Linked DNA regions of Homo sapiens: all the other regions are linked to region 1. A link is a contact called in ENCODE Hi-C or POLR2A ChIA-PET data. All regions are on one chromosome and are shown on one strand. Each heading gives the region's core, a stretch centred on a gene start or an enhancer-like site at or near the end of the contact. The rest is flanking DNA. Distances are from core to core; before and after follow the strand shown.

Region 1 (4,261 bases), core at 611-3,110:
ATCCAGATGAAAGCTCTGGATGACTCATTTCTTCAACTATTGCTTTTTTCTTCCCTTTCAGGCTTGAACCCAGTGCTGACCCCCTCCCAAGAACTTCTTGTTCTTGCTTCCAGAGGATTGGAACTGTTCCAGGGGTAGCACTTAGAGAGCAGGACATGCCCATAAGCTTGAGGAAGGTACTGCTTACAAGAAATGAGTCACAGCAACTCCATTGCTTCCAACAACAAAGTGGATGAAAAACACTCAAGCCCCACTAAACAATACTCGGAGTTTTGCTGCGACAGACTGGTTAGACTATTTGGACACTACCATGAAGACTATATCCACCATTCTGCCTTCAAAGGAGGAGACTGCAGAGAGAAAAGGGGAAGAGGAACAGGAGGAAAAAGGGGGAGGGGAGGAAGTGGAGGAGGGGAAGAAGGACGTAATAGAGGAAGAGATATAGTTTTATTGTCACATAGAAATGACAGTAGGAATCAATTTTTTCACTGTTGGTCTTTAGGAAATCATCTGACTTTCTCTGAGTTAGAGTATGATCGATTATTAGAAAATGGTAAAATGTGTTAAAAACTCTCTTTGTACGGTTTTGTGAGAAATGTGTAATGCTTAAAGACTAACCAAGAGCCTCTTGGCTAAACCAGGTTGATGTCAACAATAGCTAGTACTTATTTGAGTCACCTTGATTTTCCCTCCTCTTGAGAACTTTCTCTAACCAGTTTAGGCTGCAGTCATGCCTCCTTTCCTTTCTCTGAACTCTCACAATTATTGCCTAGATCTCGTTTGGTAATTAATCATGTGCTACTTACTGCCTGTGTCATCTCTTGTATTGTTTTCTTAAAATATTTACACTTTTTTTTCGGTTGTCACTTATCTTTCCAGCTGTCATTTTCTTCAACTATTTACGTCTCTGTTACTCATCTTTCCAGCCATCCTGGCATCCCATTAAGGTGAAAGCTCTCTGAGGCAGGAACCTTTTCTCAGATTTCTTCGAGTCTTCCACAGCACCCCACATTTGACACACATCTGCTACTTCGCAAATGTGTGCTGCCTTGGCTAAATTTTTAGAAGCTGAACTTTTAGGAAAGCTACTATTTTTGAACTCAGAAAAATACCTACCATCCACTAAACAGCTGTACCGAAGTTTGGGTGACAGGGAACCTAAGTTCACTTGTTGCATCTGGCAGCCTCAAACCATGAACCCTCACTGCAAAGCGAGGATGAACGCGCTGCTGCACCTTGGAGAGCTCTTTCGGACAGGTACGGAGGGGAGGGCGTAGAAGAGGGCTGGCACCAGCAGCGCGGTCCAGTCCTCCGAACGGACTGATGGGACTGATGGGAGAGACCTCTTGCACCTCTCGGGGATGTGCGCCTCGGAGGATGCGAATTAGCTTGCGCACAGGGCGCCTTGGGGATAGCGCTGTCCAAGTACAGGCTTGGGTGATGGCTGGTGGGGTCCGGGTCGACATTTTCCCTTCCCGCTCCCGGACTTCTGCACACACGCGCTGCTCGGCGCAGCCGTCTTTGCCCGGCGCCTTCCTCCGGGACACCCAGCGAGAGGGGTGACCGGGCGGCGGCGGGAGAGGCGCACGCTCCCGGGCGCGGGCGAACTTGCGCACCTGGCACCTGCCACACAGCGAAAGCACCGGCCAGCGAGCGGAGGGGCGCCGCCCCCGCCCCCTCTCCCCGGAGCGGACCGAGACCGAGCACGCTCCCGCGGGCCGGCAGCGCCGCGGAGAGAGTGGGTGGGCAGGCGAGGGAGGGGAAGGGAGAGGAAGGAGGGAGGGAGGGAGAGGGCGAGGCGCGTTCCCGCGACGGGGGCGCGCTCTCGCGCGGGCTGCCGGGATCGCTCGCCGCCGCTGTGGTAATGTCCGCCATGTTGGCCATGGCGCAGGGAGCGGATCGGGCGGGCGAGCGGCGGATCTAGTGTGTGGAGGCGGCCGCGGGCGCGGGGGGCTGTTTTCGGGCGGGGTGGGCGCCCATGCTGTGGCCGGGGGCAGTGAGGAGGAGGAGGAGCGGGCCGGCCGCGCTGCACTGAGGAAGGAGGTGGAGGAGGCGGCGGGAGTCCTCCCCCCCTCCCCGCCCGCCCCGCCGCCGCCGCCCGGGCTGTTCCTGTAAGGCGGGGAGACAATGAGTAAACTCTCCTTCCGAGCGCGGGCGCTGGACGCCGCCAAGCCGCTGCCTATCTACCGCGGCAAGGACATGCCTGATCTCAACGACTGCGTCTCCATCAACCGGGCCGTGCCCCAGATGCCCACCGGGATGGAGAAGGAGGAGGAATCGGTAGGGACTCGAGTGTTTATTACCCCCCCTTCCCTCCTCCCCCCTCCCCTTTGTCAGTCGGGCCTCGCCATTCACAGAGCGCTTTACGCTCGCTGGAGGGCGCCGCTGCCGCTCTAACGCACGGGACTCTACGCCGGCGGAGTAGCGTAAACCCTCTCGGCCGGCGTAGCGCCCGCCCGCGGCCGCCATGTTGTTGCGTCCCAGTGTTGTGATTAGCTCGCAGCGCTGCTTACGCTGCCGTAAGGGGGCCTTGCCGTAAGCGGCGGCCGGGAATGGCGCAGGGGATGCGCTGGCCGCTCTTGGCGTACGGTCTCTGTTTACCTTTCCACCTCCCTCTCTCAGGCGCGGGGCTAATTAATGGCGTGGTATTATTTGGCTAGGCAAGATTATTATTTTTTCCACTTTTAACTTTGGCTTTGTATTGAGTTCTCTTTGAAATGACTGTGGAAGGGTGCTTTCAAAACAAACATCTTCCTCCCAGCAATGTAATCATCCTGGCTCCCCCGCCCGCGAAGGTGCAGCGGGATGAGGCGGTGCAGCACTGCGGCGGGGGAGGGCGGGGGCCACGACTACCGAGCGGGTCGTAGCGTCCGAGGGCCGCCCGCCGGCCAGTTCTGCCGACCCGAGCCGGGCGCGGGGCGGACGGGCTCTGCCTGCTCCGCCTGGACGGCCGTGCTCCGTGCGCAACGTTAGAGAGGAGCCGGGGATGCCCGGAAGCGAGCCGCCGGCGTTGCGTTGTCCTCGAGAATTGTCATTGCGAGGTGGTCCTTAGAAGTTGAGGACCTAGTGCATCTAAATTGGCAGTTGTAATTTTGATAATACAGCACCTTTTGGGAAAATTGCTGCTTTTCCTCCGATGGGTTAAATTTTGCAGACGGTTGGATTTCATCTGGCTTGACAGAGAGTGTTTATGACTCGAGTGGTGTTACTTGCGTGCGAAGTTCATAGTAACTGCACCCTCAAGAATTTCTTCAATGAACCTACAGTCCCGCCTTATTGTCAACCTCGGGTGTGTGTGGATTGGTTCTCTTGCTTCAGTGACTGTCAAAAGGAAGCTCGAGGTTTCAGTGATTGGTTTTCTCTTTTGACTATTAATATTGCAGGAAATGCTTTTATGCCTTCGATTGGCTGGTTGAGTTCTGACCTCATTATGTTACCCTGTTAATACTACTTTGCTCTTATTTAATCACATTTCTCTTTGATGTATAGTTACTTGAAAGTCTTACATTTTCAGTAGAAAATGCATATGGCCGTAGCATCGGGATGAACTTAACTGTGTGTGTACACACACAAATATGTAATAGATATATATACACGCACATACACATATATATTTGTGTGTGCATATATATAAATATGTTTATAATCAAAACCCAGCATTTATCCCTAAGGTTTAGAGCTGTGAGAACTTTTTTTTTTGTATGTGAGAACTTTTTTTTTTAATTTGTTTCTAACGACTCAGTTTTCCATGGGAAGGAAAATTAAAATAAAATCATATTATATACAATAGTTAATTACATTGAACCCTAATAAGCACAACTTTGGATATTTTTGCTATTTTGTGGGTCTTGATCCAAAGAAAGATGGCCTTAAAAGTACCAGTATTGTGTGTAATTACTTTGATCCTATTATTTTAGAACTTGAGTCAAATCTGTTCTAGGCCGGGCACGGTGGGTCACGCCTGTAATCCCAGCACTTTGGAAGGCCGAGGTGGGCGGATCATGAGGTCAGGAGTTCGAGACCAGCCTGGCCAGTATGGTGAAACTCCGTCTCCACTAAAAATACAAAAATTAGCCGGGCCTGGTGGTGCGCGCCTGTAATACCAGCTACTCGGGAGGCTGAGGCAGAAGAATTGCTTGAACCCGGGAGAAAGAGGTTGCAGTGAGCAGAGATCGTGCCACTGCACTCCAGCCTGGGGGACAGAGCGAGACTCCGTCCCCCCCAACAACAAAAAAAAGGAAATCTGTTCTAGAGTGAACAG
Region 2 (4,277 bases), core at 509-3,008, 3.2 Mb after region 1:
AATGTACGTTTTAATATTTGCAATGTAGAAATAAAGTTTACAAGATTTGGAAGCTCCACAGATCCCTGGTGTTCTAGGTGAGAAAACCTAGACCAGAAAACCTGAGAGTTCAAGTGACTGCTTCCCACTCTCCTGCTCCCAACACTAACAGCCAGTCCAGTCAGAGACAGTGCTGATTAGAACTGATTTTCTCTACTTTATGAAAAATCCTCTTATCAGAAAAATTGATACTGCCCTTTCTTTCGGTATCACGTGACCTACACATCTGTGTGTGTGTGTGTGTGCGTAAAAGATACATTAGGGATCACAAGTTCTAGTTCTGCTTGCTTCCCCTAAGCTTCTTAAAAGAGCAGCTAGATCATGAAGGAGGAGGTGGTAGTAGTAGGTGTACATAATAGATGCCACCATTCACGTAAGTCTTTATTGGAAAACTGGGACGTGACACCATCAGCTTACACAACAGAAAAACACAAACTAAGTTCCTGACAGCGGAATGATGAACCACCCAACTTGAGTTAAAAAGAAACAAAAGTACACCACTGTATCTTAATAAGTATCCAGTCTTTGGGTTAAAATTGTATTCTCTTTCCCCAGTTTTAGTCATTTTGTAACAAATTTTAACAAGCCTGATAGGTATTTCATGGCCATGTCTGAAGTTGGCTGAACTTAAGCATCCCTATATAACACACTTTACACTTAGTAACTTGCTAGTTACCTATGGTTAACAAATGTTTCATATGGTATGTTTTTAAAACTTTCAGTGAAACACTTTAACATTTTTAACCCAGCAAAACAAACAAAAACTGTGTCTAATAACCCACACGAGTAGAAAAATGACCTTAAGCTTAACCTTAAACACAGATATAATAAGTAAAACAAATGGAGAGAAGTCCATCTCTATTCAGGAGGCAGAAGAACCCCCCCTGCCCCCAACACACACAAAGACGGGTGGCAGTGGAGGGCAGGCTCATAAACCAGAGGTGTAATGGACAAGTCGAGCGATTCCTCCCGTTTTCCGCATTCTGCAACCCTCGGTCGCTCAGTGGTGCGGTTAGGGCAGCAATCTATAACCTTCATTCCAGAAGACCCCAGCACTTCTATGTGGTGTCCAAACACAACTGGTGAGCAAAGAAAGGGCTGAAAGACAGGCCAGGCCGTGCTACTCAGGGACGTCGGACCTAGGGCAAGAAACCTTTACCACTCTCATTCGAAATCGGAGCAATGGGTCTATTACGGAAAAGACTTCTTAGGAAGGTCTCCTAAGACAAAGGGCTGCGAGTCAGGAACCATCCCCAAGCTCGGGAGCCGGGACCGAACCGTCCCGGGCCCGTATCCGCGCAGCCTGCACCCCGCGCTGAGCTGGCGCCCGACCGAGCCGCCCACATTCCGAAGTATTCGGAGACCCCCACCTAGCCGGCCCGAGCTGACCCTCTCCCCAACCCGTACGCCCGCGGACCGAGCTCCTCACCCTGGTGATTGAACAGTCTCCATATTCTAGTGAAGAGAATTCCCATTCTCGGGCAGCGGACCCCCCCCCTCCAGACACCCGGGCCGCCTGGCTTCCCCCGGCTCAGGCTGAGGGGGAGGAGAGAGACGCGCTGGAGCCTCCGCCTCTGCTGCTGCTCCCGCGCTGGTCGCGGGCCCGCTTCCAGGGAACCGGAGGGAGGCCGAAGCCCAGGCCGCCCTGCCGCGCGCAAGGCCCCGCCGCTGCCGCCGCGGCACTCGCCTGGCTCGCGGACATCGCCGCCGCGTTGTCTGCGACGAGCCTCGCGGGCCACCGTCCTCCCCCAGCTCCTCTCGGGCGGCTGCGGTGGCGACGACCACGCGGGCGGGGGAAGTGAAGGGGCGGGCCTGGAGGGACGTGAGTGCGCAGGCGCGCGGCCAGAGGGGCGGAGCGTAGGAAAGGGCGCCCGCCCTGTCCTCGCTTATTTGCATAACCAAGACTGCGGAAGGCGCAGGACTTTACCCTGGGACTGAGGCTGTGAAGACCGCAAGTTGGGGCAGATGGCTTCCGACTGCTTGCTGTTGCGTCCCCGAGTATTTATATTTCCCTCGAATCTTCTCCACTGCGCCATAATGTAAACATATAATTGAGTACCCCATGTCCATCCCCAACCCTTCACATACACTACACTTAAAGTTCCACGTCATGACTCTTTAAGACATTGTGTCCCCTGTGGGTCTTTGAGGGAAAAGTCTGCTGCCCTCTGACACTCAGCTGAAGTCAGTGGCCTTACCTAGATAGTCACCTTAAAGCCATTTTTGCACTTCAGGGCTCTTTTCTCTCCAATCTCTTAACTCTCACGTCAGTATTGCCCAAAACAACGATTTTGATCAAGTCACTACCCTGTTTAAAAACCTTTAGTGGCCACCAAAGCTCCATCCCTTTCTGTTCTCGTTAACCTTAGTAAAAAGGAAAATAAAGAAAAATTGGGAGACTTGTAGGAGCCATTTGAACTGCTTTGCACTCCCATCCCCAACAGCTGAATGAAATTAAGCAAAATCAGCAATAAACCGCACCTTCCCAACTCACTTCTCCTAACTACCCAGTATTTTACCTCAAAATATAGAAAAGTAATTTCGTTGACTTCTTTTGGGGCTTTATGGTTAAAAAGCCAAAGTTTAGAGGAGCCATACATGAAGGGAAGGAAAATCATAGTAATCCATATTAATTTATGTATTATCATGTCTGGATTTACTTAATATTCTGTACACTGTTTAGAAGAACAATGTAGTTTGTATAACCAATTTGCATTAACTCTGTAATATTTCCATTCTCGCACACCGTAGGTAATGCTTTGGTAGCTCTAAGACTTTTTCAGACTCCCACACAGATGTCAACTTATGAAATGGATGTCATATACACATTATGTGATGGCGGAGCTTCATATTTTACAATCTACCCAAGGAAATGGTCTCCCAGGTTATTTTCCGAGTGAAGAAAGAAGAGAGAGAGAGAGACAGAGACAGAGAGTTTAAAGACCAATTTATCTATGATTACAGAGAAATGCAAAATGTCATTGGAGAGACTTCTGACTTCAGGCATGAGAGAGTAGGATGGTTTGAATATATCCTCCTACCATTAGCAAATAGAAAACTGCACAAAGTACAGGCAACGACATTTCAGATATTGAAAAACACATCACAGTACTGTGATTCTTTGCAAAAGAGAAAGGAACAGGTGGAGTCTTACCATTTCCTGGACTTTATCCCTAAAAGCAATTCCCAGTCAACTACGGAGGAAGTGGGAACCCAAATGAGAATCTGGAAACCTCTTAGAACTGAAGACGCATATCAGCATTCCCAGAGATCAAGGTGACTAGAATTTGTGAAGCAGAGTAACTGGAAGGAGGGAGCTACACAGAGAAAAGCTCTGGAAACCTGTTAAGGGGCCATTGAGTCTTTGGCTGCATATCAATTTGTGCTCGTGCAGTATGAACCCCCAAGAGGCTGGTCAGTCACAATTCCTGAGGAAAAATAAGTACCAGGAAACTGTAATGCAAATGATTCCCAGAGATTACAACGGGTCAGGAATCATTTGAGTTCCCTTCAGCCAGAGTGAAGAGAACTGAATATATAGGACAGGGGTGTCCAATCTTTTAGCTTCCCTGGGCCACACTGGAAGAAGAATTGTCTTGGGCCACACATAACATAAGCTAACACTATTGATAGCTGATGAGCTAAAAAATAAGTAAAATCACAAAAATACTCATAATGTTTTAAGAAAGTTTACGAATTTGTATTGGGCCACATTCAAAACCATCCTAGGGCCGGGTGCAGTGGCTCACACCTGTAATCCCAACACTGGGAGGCCAAGGTGGGCAGATCTCTAGAGGCCATGAGTTCGAGACCAGCCTGGCCAACACAATGAAACCCCGTCTCTACCAAAAATTACAAAAATTTGCCGGGCATGGTGGCGCAAACCTGTAATCCCAGCTACTCTGGAGGCTGAGGCAGGAGAATTGCTTGAACCCAGGAGGTGGAGATTGCACTGAGCCAAGATCAAACCGCTGCACTCCAGCCTGGGTGACAGAACAAGACTATCTCAAAAATAAATAAATAAATTAATTAATTAATTAATTTTTAAAAAGCCATCCTGGGCTGCATGCAGCCCACAGGCTGTGGGTTGGATAAACTCGATATAGTTGAGTGGACACCACCAGAGACCTTAGAAGAGGAGCTAACTGGCCTAAGAATAAGCCCTACACAAGACCAATCCTAAAGGAGCTTAAAACCAAACCTTGAAAGGGCCAAACTAATTCACAATTGCCTGCCAA
Region 3 (4,075 bases), core at 1,406-3,905, 4.3 Mb before region 1:
AAGATCATAAGCATTTAAAGAGTACCCACTACACATGATAACAGGTATACACAGATGAGTAGGACATAGCCGAACTTTCACGAAGCGCCTACCAGGAAAGTGCGCACAGGCCAACAAGTATTTACTAAATGTCTACACTAAACACTGTACTCTGGGATGTAAAAAATTCATCGCACCACAGCAAGAACTTCAGGACTCATGCACTTGAGGTCCACTTTGAAATGCGAGATTGGGCGTGCTGGAATTAGATTATTACATGTGATAGGATTTCCCTTCCTAAGTGATAGTCATGCATCACATGACATTTCAGTCAACAAAACATCGAATATACAACTGTGGTCCCATAAGATTATAATACCGTATTTTTACTGTACCCTTTCTAAGTTTAGGTGTGTTTAGGCACAGTATTCAGTACGGTAACATGCTGAACAGGGATGTAGCCCAGGACTAATAAGCTATATACCATATAGCCTAGGTGTGAAGTAGGCTATACCATGTAGGTTTGTGTGAGTACATTCTATGATGCTCCCACAAGTACACATTTCTCAGAACATACCTGTCATTAAATGACACATGACTAAACCACGGTTTATATACACCATAACTCTAAGACTCTTAAAATACCAATCTGCTGGAAGTGACGTAGGCTATCCGAATCAAAAATATGAATCGATTCTTGAAGCGCAAGATAATTGCTAATTCAAAAACACTGGAAAGTAATGTTTAAACTCACAGAATGTAAATACTTCCTAACTATGTACAATTCATGGCATTTTAATCTAATGGGTCCAAATCATAAATTAAGGAAAAAAATTTCATTTAATTACTTGGCTTTTTAAGATACCATAATCAAACAAACTTTAGTACCATAATCAAACAAACTTTAGTACAAGAGGTCTGAATTACCTAGTTAAGTGTTTAGTTAATGAAGACTACTAGTTCTATTCAGCTCCTGCTAAATCTCATCAAGAAACTGTCTTCGATTCTTAATTTCTCTATAAAATAATGGGATTGGATTATACTGTTAATGTTCCTTAAACATCGAAAATTCTGTATTTCTGTGATGCATAAGATTAAAATGCCAACACAATTTTCAAATCAAGACTAAAGAAGCCATCTTAACCTTTGCAAACTGGTGATGTTAAAAAATTTACTATTTCCTACCTTATTGCAAGTATCATGCTTCAGATTTTACCTATTCATTGTTTTCAAGCATGTCAAAGAAAGTTTCGTGATTCAAGAGGTACTCCTCTAATCCTCAATACTAAAACTGTTTCATTAAATACAGTACAGGACCCTAAGGAAAATGTATACCAAAAGGGAGTGGGAGCCGAGAAGAATCTAATCCAAGTCAGACCTGGAACGCACTAATTAAAATTCAATATTTCACTTGGTATGTGGGTTCCTACATGAAACTCCTGTCATGGTTAAAGCTTAAGGTTAAACACGTTAATAGAAGCCAATAGAATGGCTCTATTGAATTGTACTGAACTTCTTTTTCAGCAGCTCCTTTACCTAACCACTATTTTAAGCTTTAAAATCAACTTCAGGGGTAGGCACCAAATAACCAAGTGAGCCACGGCAGCCGGGGCTGCAAACTGAAATCCATCTCGTATGGAAAATCATCATCAACTCACGTTTTCCATTTCAAACTGCGATACAGGTGGAAGAAAAGCTGTAAAAGCCTTCTCTTTGAAACTCCCATCACACGGCCTCAAGGCATTAACTTAAGAATCTCAAGATAACCTAAAGCAGCACAGTTGTCAGAAGACTCTAAAAGTTGTATGTGCGAGAGAAGGCAAAAAAACTACTTCGGGACTAAAGGTTAAATTTCGCTGCTGCATTCCCAAGACTTAAATTCAGAGAATCTTTCCACCTGGACAGAATGGGATTGTCTGGATCCCGATGAAAATGGGAAGTTATGTGCTTAATCCTCAGACGAGGGATTCCGGGGTGGGGGGCACAGTGAGGGTCTTCACACTCGGCTGGCAGAGAGGAGTGGGGCGCTGGGGAGGTCTGGTAACTGAGGGCGACTAGGAGCCAGAAGCGAAGCTTTCCGTCAGGAAGGCCTGGGGCTCGCACTGCAAGGGGCCAAGCGCCGGGCAGCCTGGTGGTCGGCGAAGCACCCCAGCCAACTCAGGCCAACCCGGACGCCCGGCCTCCCTTCTCCCGCGCGAGGGCGACGTGCCCCCACCCGTCCTCTCAGCCTGCGCGAGGAAGAAGCGGAGCGCCGGGCCGCAGAAAACCAGCACGCACGACATGTAGGCACCAAAAAAACGCAATTCGAACACGACCAGTTTGCAGAAGGCACAAAATGCCACGGCGTGACGCCCCATTCCGAGCGCGGTGCGGACGGCGGCGCAGGGAGCGCAGCGCGTGCGCCCGGGAAGCGCGCGGCTCTCAGCTCCGCCTCCCCCACACCCCCCGCCCCCGGCTCCCCGCGCCGCAGCCGCCGCTGCTGCCCCTCTGGGATCTCCGCGCAGCGCGGCCCCGCGAGGCGGGCGCCGGGGAGGGGAGGGGAGGGGCCGCGCTCCCCGCCTCCCCGCTGGCCCGCGCGGCTCCCCAGCCCGGAGCCTACTCACCTCCTCCTCCTCCTCCTCCTTGTCTCTCCCTCCTGGCCACCGGCGCGGCCCAGCCGGCGACGCGCTGACGCCGTGCCCCTCCCCCGCGGCCGCCGCGGATGCCGCCGCCCCTCCCGGCCCGCGGCCGCCTCGGCCTCCGGGCGCGTCAGGCGCTGGTCCCGCCCCTCGGCCCGCCCGCGCAATCGAGGCTCCGCCTCTCTGCGCCGCCCGGACTCCGCTGGCGCGAGGTCCCTGAGTCAGCGGCGCTCCCGCCCGCGCGAATCGCTCCGCCCCAGCCCGCGGGCTCGGCTCCTCGCACCTGCCCACTGTCCCCCGGCCTCGCACTGCTCCCCACCTCCCTGTGCGCCCTTTCCCATCTCGTCAGCACCCTGTCCGCCCTTTCAGCTTTTTCGTACTCTTTCCCCAACCTCCTAGTCCTGTTCTAAGCTCGCATAGTCACCTTCTCTTTCCTTCTGGAAGGTCTGTGCTGTTCATTAGGTCGACCTCGGATTCCCCGTGCAGTTTTCCAGCCGGCCCGTTGCATCTCCTTTCCTGGTCCACTCCCCGGCCTACTAGAGCCTCAGGGCCCCTGTGCGGGTTCCTGGCTCCCTTGCCGACACCTCTACCTGCTCTGCAGCCCGGAGCTCCTCCACAGCTGCTTTGCCAATGCCTCTTAATATCCCTCCTTCTGGACCTCCTCGATTCCCTCCTGGCAAGGCTCATGCTTTCCTTTATCTCCATTTTTCCCGTCCTTTCGGTTCTGACTACTCCACACACTTCTGATGCAGTTTGAGTATTCAATAATTGCATATTCGCGGTCCCATTTACACGAGGAGAGTCACATTGAGTAATTAAAAATCACAAAGCAAAGCGACAGCAGTGGAGACCATCATTTGACTTGCATAGTTCCATCTATATTTTCCTTATGCAATAATATTCTCATTGCCACTTGAATTTCAAGGAATGGGATTTTCTGTTGGGGCTTAAAATTCACAAATGTTGGATGTTTTTTCGCTGCGACCTAATTTCACTTTAGCTCTTTTATTTATAGAATACATAGTAGAAAGAGTACCAGGAAGTCCCAGGTGTTCTTGACTGTAAAGTGAGGAATGTGTCCCTTCGTTAAATTCCTTTATGAAGTAAAGGATCCTTTCTAAAGTAAAGGTTTTTGTATCTGGAAGGAGGTTGTAGGTTAAATGACTCTGGTGAAGGCAAAACATGCAAATATAACTGGATGTCTGGTTTATTAAGTAACTTCATTTTTAAAACTGCAACTCGGAAGAGTTAGGCTGTGATGTGGAAATGAATTAGGAAACATACCAAAATAAAGGAAATCGATTAGGTCTTTGTACTTATATCCACAAGTTGCTTTAAGTTATGTGAGTAAACATTCTTATCCTTAAATTGAAGCGTCGAAACTATCTTCCGTTCCAAACAAAATCCAGCTCTGTGTGGACATTCAAAGTTTAAAACCATTGTTGAATTGAACAACAGCATTGTAAGCATTTGAAAGC
Region 4 (4,015 bases), core at 294-2,793, 3.5 Mb after region 1:
ATCATTTGTCTAATTCTATTTTGCGCCTTCTGTTTTATTTCATTAGAACAGAATCAAAGTGTTCATAATAGCAATTTTTTAAAAGTACAGGTTGCACAAAGGTTGTATGATTCAAACAAAAGAATACTGCAATGAGGCGTTCCAAAAGGAAACAGTGAGCCTTAAGAGTGATGTTTCCCAGATTTACGCCAGTCACCTGTATTCATCCACCAAAAAAAAAGTTTAATGAAGTAAGGAACATACATATTTGAACTATTTACATATATTATTTGACTCAAACATGTTTTTTAAAATGGCTTAGGGGATTACACAACGTATCAGAATAGGGCACTTTCTACAGTCTCCTAATAACCAAATGTTAACTATGAAACAGGGGAATTACTGCTGAGATGTGCAGTATTCTTCTGAGTCTCCCCGCCCCAACCCCATTTCCAAGTTCTAAAAATTTACCTAGGGTTCTGTTAACTACTGCTACAAAAACAAACAAAAAACAAACCTGTAGTCCCAGCTACTCGGGAAGGGGAAACGGAGGTGGAGGCTGAGGTGGGAGGAATTCTAGTCGCACCTGGGCAACATAGTGAGACCCAGACTTTCGAGAATACATACATATATTTCTCAGTTTGTTTTAGTGTTACTCAAATTTCCTAAATAATTTCGTATATATCTTATCCATGTTTTTCTCATTCTATAGTCACTGAGAGACCAGCGCTTTATGACTGCAACATGTAAAATACTTGTTGTTCTGGAGTGTTTTGAGACTGGAGATTTCCTTTTCATACTCTAAAACCGAACATCTCCTAGCACCCGCGCAATCTTTGCAATCCGGGGATGAAGAGCAACACCTTTACAATTGTAATAAATCTTAAAGCTACCCTATCAGGGATTGAATGCATGAGTAATATAAATAATGGGGAAGTAAGTTCTTCCTATTCAATGCGGTTGTCTAGGTGTCAAGTGTCTAGTGTTGGGCTTCTCTAGACAGCAGGGTCTCCACTGCTGCATCATCTTCAGAAAACGATGGGGCAAAGACGGAGGTAACCAGCTGTCGAACGAGCAGGAAGTTTTTAATCACCAACTCCACAACTACTTAATCAGTCCAGTCTCCAGCGAGCCCTAGGCTCTTCCCAAATCCTACGCTTGGCAAGGAGAACGGCCCTTTGAGGGTCCCCAAACTCAGGCGGCAGGAAGCACTCCCCAGACCGCTAGCGACGCGCCGAGGTTGCCCCAGAAAAATCCCAACGTCGAAGGAGCGGGCGGCACCGCCCCTCCCCTCCCTTCGCTTTGCTTCCTAGTCCCCGGAGTCGCTACCGCCCACTTTCTAGCCGGACAAACAGCAGTCCAGGGCCAGGCACACAGCAGTCCAGGACCGGGCACAGCACTCACCCACGTCTTGCTCGAAGGGGTTGGCGGTGAACAAAGGCATCTCGCCGGCGCCCGAGCCCTAGTCGCTGCTGTCTAGCTGACACTCAGCAACTGCTACCCGCCGGGTGACCCGCGGCCGCGGCTCCCTAGACCGCTCCGCTTCGGCCTCCGTCCCTGCACTTCCGCCACCGCACCTGCCCGGCTCTTGCCTGACAGGCCGGCTCGGAGTCCACCCTTCGATCCCGCGCTCCTGTCCCAACTTTTCTCCCGGGGCGAGATCCCTCCGACCATGGGCGTCCTCCCAAGGCCTTTGTCGCTGCCCCTGTCCCAGACTTTTGTAGGGGTCAGGCGGCCGCTACGGCCACCTTTCCAGCGCTAGGACCCCGGCTAGCCACGAAGCCGGGGACCTTCGGAGCCGGAAGTAGTCCCGCCTGGAACTGGACGACCCCGGAAGCTGCAGTGCCAGCGGCGGCGCGGCAGGGGGCGCGGTTACCCGTGGTTTTTCGCGTTGGACGACGGGCTCTGAGGGCCAAGTTCTTGTCACGAATTTAGTTTGTTTCAGAGCGGCAGGACTCGTAGCTAGAGAACGAGGACCCACGACGCGTACGCGTTACAGTCCTGTTTCCCTAGAAACGGAGCTGCCGGCGCGGAGGTGGCTTTGAGATTCTGCGAAAGACCTGACTGCTCTTCAACAATTATTGTGTTGCACCCTCCCAGGCGCCCAGTCCAAACCCCGTCAGAATAACCACCCGGGACAGCGGTGGTCGAAGTAACTACGCCTAACTTTTCGCTTTCCATCGTGTCCCCTCCATAAAAACACTGCTGGGCCCCCGGAATCCAAAGGCGAAGGAGGCACACTCCCTGCCTTAGACTTGTTGAGAGTTTTATAGGGGCAGTGCATAACGTACATGATGGTGTATGACGATTCGGATGGTAGTACGAGTCATAAACTCAAATTCCAACAGCATCCAGCCAGGTATTTAAATGAATGCAAAAGCCCAAGCACCCTTCCCACCCACATATTCTCTGTTCCTCTTAGAAAACTGTAGTAATGATTATGTTGCCTGTCTCTCCTCCTCATTAGATTATAAACTCCCTGATAAGTTTTGGTCACTACTATATCCCCAGCGTCTAAAACAGTGTCCCAAGTAATAGACGCTCAATGCTTTTCGAATGAAGCTGTAACTTTCTAACTGAACAGTGCGTATCTAAAGATGTCAACTACTGGTAAATTGCAGCCATTTATTGAAATGTGGGTCCTACTAGAGTTTGCAATTTTTCAATGATGTTTAAATGTTGAGAATTACTCCAACATTTTAAATAATAGATTAATCAAAACCATTTTACAAACTCTAGTATAAAGACCTGATGCTATAGAGAGCTCATACACATTCAGAAAGGTGGTTGCATTTTATAAAGTTCGGGGCACAAATGAGAAGGAATCGTGCAGAAGGGGCTGTTTTTCATAGAACGTTGAACCTAGGGATGTTCAAGATAAATTGGGAGGCCGGGCATGGTGGCTCACGCATGTAATCCCAGCACTTTGGGAGGCCAAGGCGGGCAGACTGCTTGAGGCCAGGAGTTCAAGACCAGACTGGCTAACATGGCGAAAAACCGTCTCTACTAAAAATACAAAAATTAGCCAGGCATGGTGGCGCAAGCCTGTAATGCCAACTTCTTGGGAGGCTGAGGCACGAGAATCACTTGAGCCCAGGAGGCAGAGGTTACAGTGAGCCAAGATCAGGCAACTGCACTCCAGCCTGGGCAACAGAGCAAGACTCTGTCTCGAAAAAAGAAAAAAAAAAAAGACTTAGAGATTTTTTGGACAGATAAAGACTTTTTGTCTAAGACTTAGTGTTGGAATGGAAAACAAGGCTGACTAGGTATAAGAGGAAACAGATTGACAAGAATTTTAAAGGGCAAGCTGGGAATTTTTTATTTTGATTAAGGCACTCAATAATTATTTAAGGATATTGGGTAGCAGAATAGTAAAAAAAAATTTTTTTTGAGATGGAGTCTCACTCTGTTACCCAGACTGGAGTGCAGTGGCGCGATTTGGGCTCACTGCAAGCTCCGCCTCCTGGGTTCACACCATTCTCCTGCCTCAGGAGAATGGCCAAAACTGGCCATAGACAAAATCTCTGCAGCACTGTGACATGTTCGTGATGGCCATAATGCCCACGCTGGAAGGTTGTGGGTTTACTGGAATGAGGGCAAGGAACCCCTGGCCCTTCCAGGGTGGAAAACCACTTAAAGGCCTTCTTATGCCACAAACAATAGCATGAGTGATCTGTGCCTTAAGGACATGCTCCTGCTGCAGTTAACTAGCCCAACCTATTCCTTTAATTCGGCGCATCCCTTCGTTTCCCTTAAGGGATACTTTTAGTTAATTTAATATCTGTAGAAACAATGCTAATGACTGGCTTGCTGTTAATAAATACGTGGGTAAATCTCTCTTCGGGGCTCTCAGCTCTGAAGGCTGTGAGACCCCTGATTTCCCACTTCACACCTCTATATTTCTATGTGTGTGTCTTTAATTCCTCTAGCGCCGCTAGGTTAGGCTCTCCCCGACCGAGCTGGTCTCGGCAGCCCTTGTTGAAGGAATACTTATGGCAATGGTGATCACCGCTATGGTAGCTACCATTAAATTACT

The links. Hi-C counts contacts between places; a loop is a spot of excess contacts on that map. ChIA-PET counts read pairs that join two places held with the same protein, here RNA polymerase II (POLR2A). Pooled maps may share reads with other maps.
Region 2: a loop to region 1 is called in a map of CD8-positive, alpha-beta T cell, with 15 times the contacts of the local background. The contact joins the promoter of ARL5A here to the promoter of EPC2 in region 1. A Hi-C loop is called at or near these places in 5 of 168 maps with a recorded cell type or tissue (CD4-positive, alpha-beta memory T cell, CD8-positive, alpha-beta T cell, gastrocnemius medialis and 1 more), 1 of 37 single-sample maps with no recorded cell type and 15 of 50 pooled maps. POLR2A ChIA-PET finds 5 or more read pairs at or near these places in 1 of 52 experiments (GM12878).
Region 3: a loop to region 1 is called in a map of naive thymus-derived CD4-positive, alpha-beta T cell, with 13 times the contacts of the local background. The contact joins the promoter of QTMAN here to the promoter of EPC2 in region 1. A Hi-C loop is called at or near these places in 1 of 168 maps with a recorded cell type or tissue (naive thymus-derived CD4-positive, alpha-beta T cell) and 10 of 50 pooled maps. POLR2A ChIA-PET finds 5 or more read pairs at or near these places in 1 of 52 experiments (CD8-positive, alpha-beta memory T cell).
Region 4: a map of naive thymus-derived CD4-positive, alpha-beta T cell shows a loop between it and region 1 (19-fold over the local background). The contact joins the promoter of STAM2 here to the promoter of EPC2 in region 1. A Hi-C loop is called at or near these places in 2 of 168 maps with a recorded cell type or tissue (Right ventricle myocardium inferior and naive thymus-derived CD4-positive, alpha-beta T cell) and 10 of 50 pooled maps.

What each region holds. Positions count from the first base shown.
Region 1 is chr2:148,642,891-148,647,151 of GRCh38, forward strand. It overlaps EPC2 (enhancer of polycomb 2), which reads left to right and starts at 1,861. Exons shown (of 14, transcript NM_015630.4): 1 at 1,861-2,280. The coding sequence starts at 2,128. RefSeq lists silencers at 1,515-2,094, 2,855-2,944 and enhancers at 1,934-2,438, 3,035-3,184.
Region 2 is chr2:151,826,663-151,830,939 of GRCh38, forward strand. It overlaps ARL5A (ARF like GTPase 5A), which reads right to left and starts at 1,759. Exons shown (of 6, transcript NM_012097.4): 1 at 1,469-1,759. The coding sequence starts at 1,514. RefSeq lists silencers at 1,375-1,424, 1,475-1,984 and an enhancer at 2,035-2,084.
Region 3 is chr2:144,329,857-144,333,931 of GRCh38, forward strand. It overlaps QTMAN (queuosine-tRNA mannosyltransferase), which reads right to left and starts at 2,656. Exons shown (of 12, transcript NM_001376312.2): 1 at 2,583-2,656. RefSeq lists a silencer at 2,331-2,930 and an enhancer at 2,712-3,289.
Region 4 is chr2:152,174,220-152,178,234 of GRCh38, forward strand. It overlaps STAM2 (signal transducing adaptor molecule 2), which reads right to left and starts at 1,544. Exons shown (of 14, transcript NM_005843.6): 1 at 1,384-1,544. The coding sequence starts at 1,423. LOC105373689 (a long non-coding RNA gene) reads left to right here and starts at 1,314. Exons shown (of 3, transcript XR_923477.3): 1 at 1,314-2,338. RefSeq lists enhancers at 1,082-1,131, 1,182-1,321, 1,482-2,005, 1,482-1,901.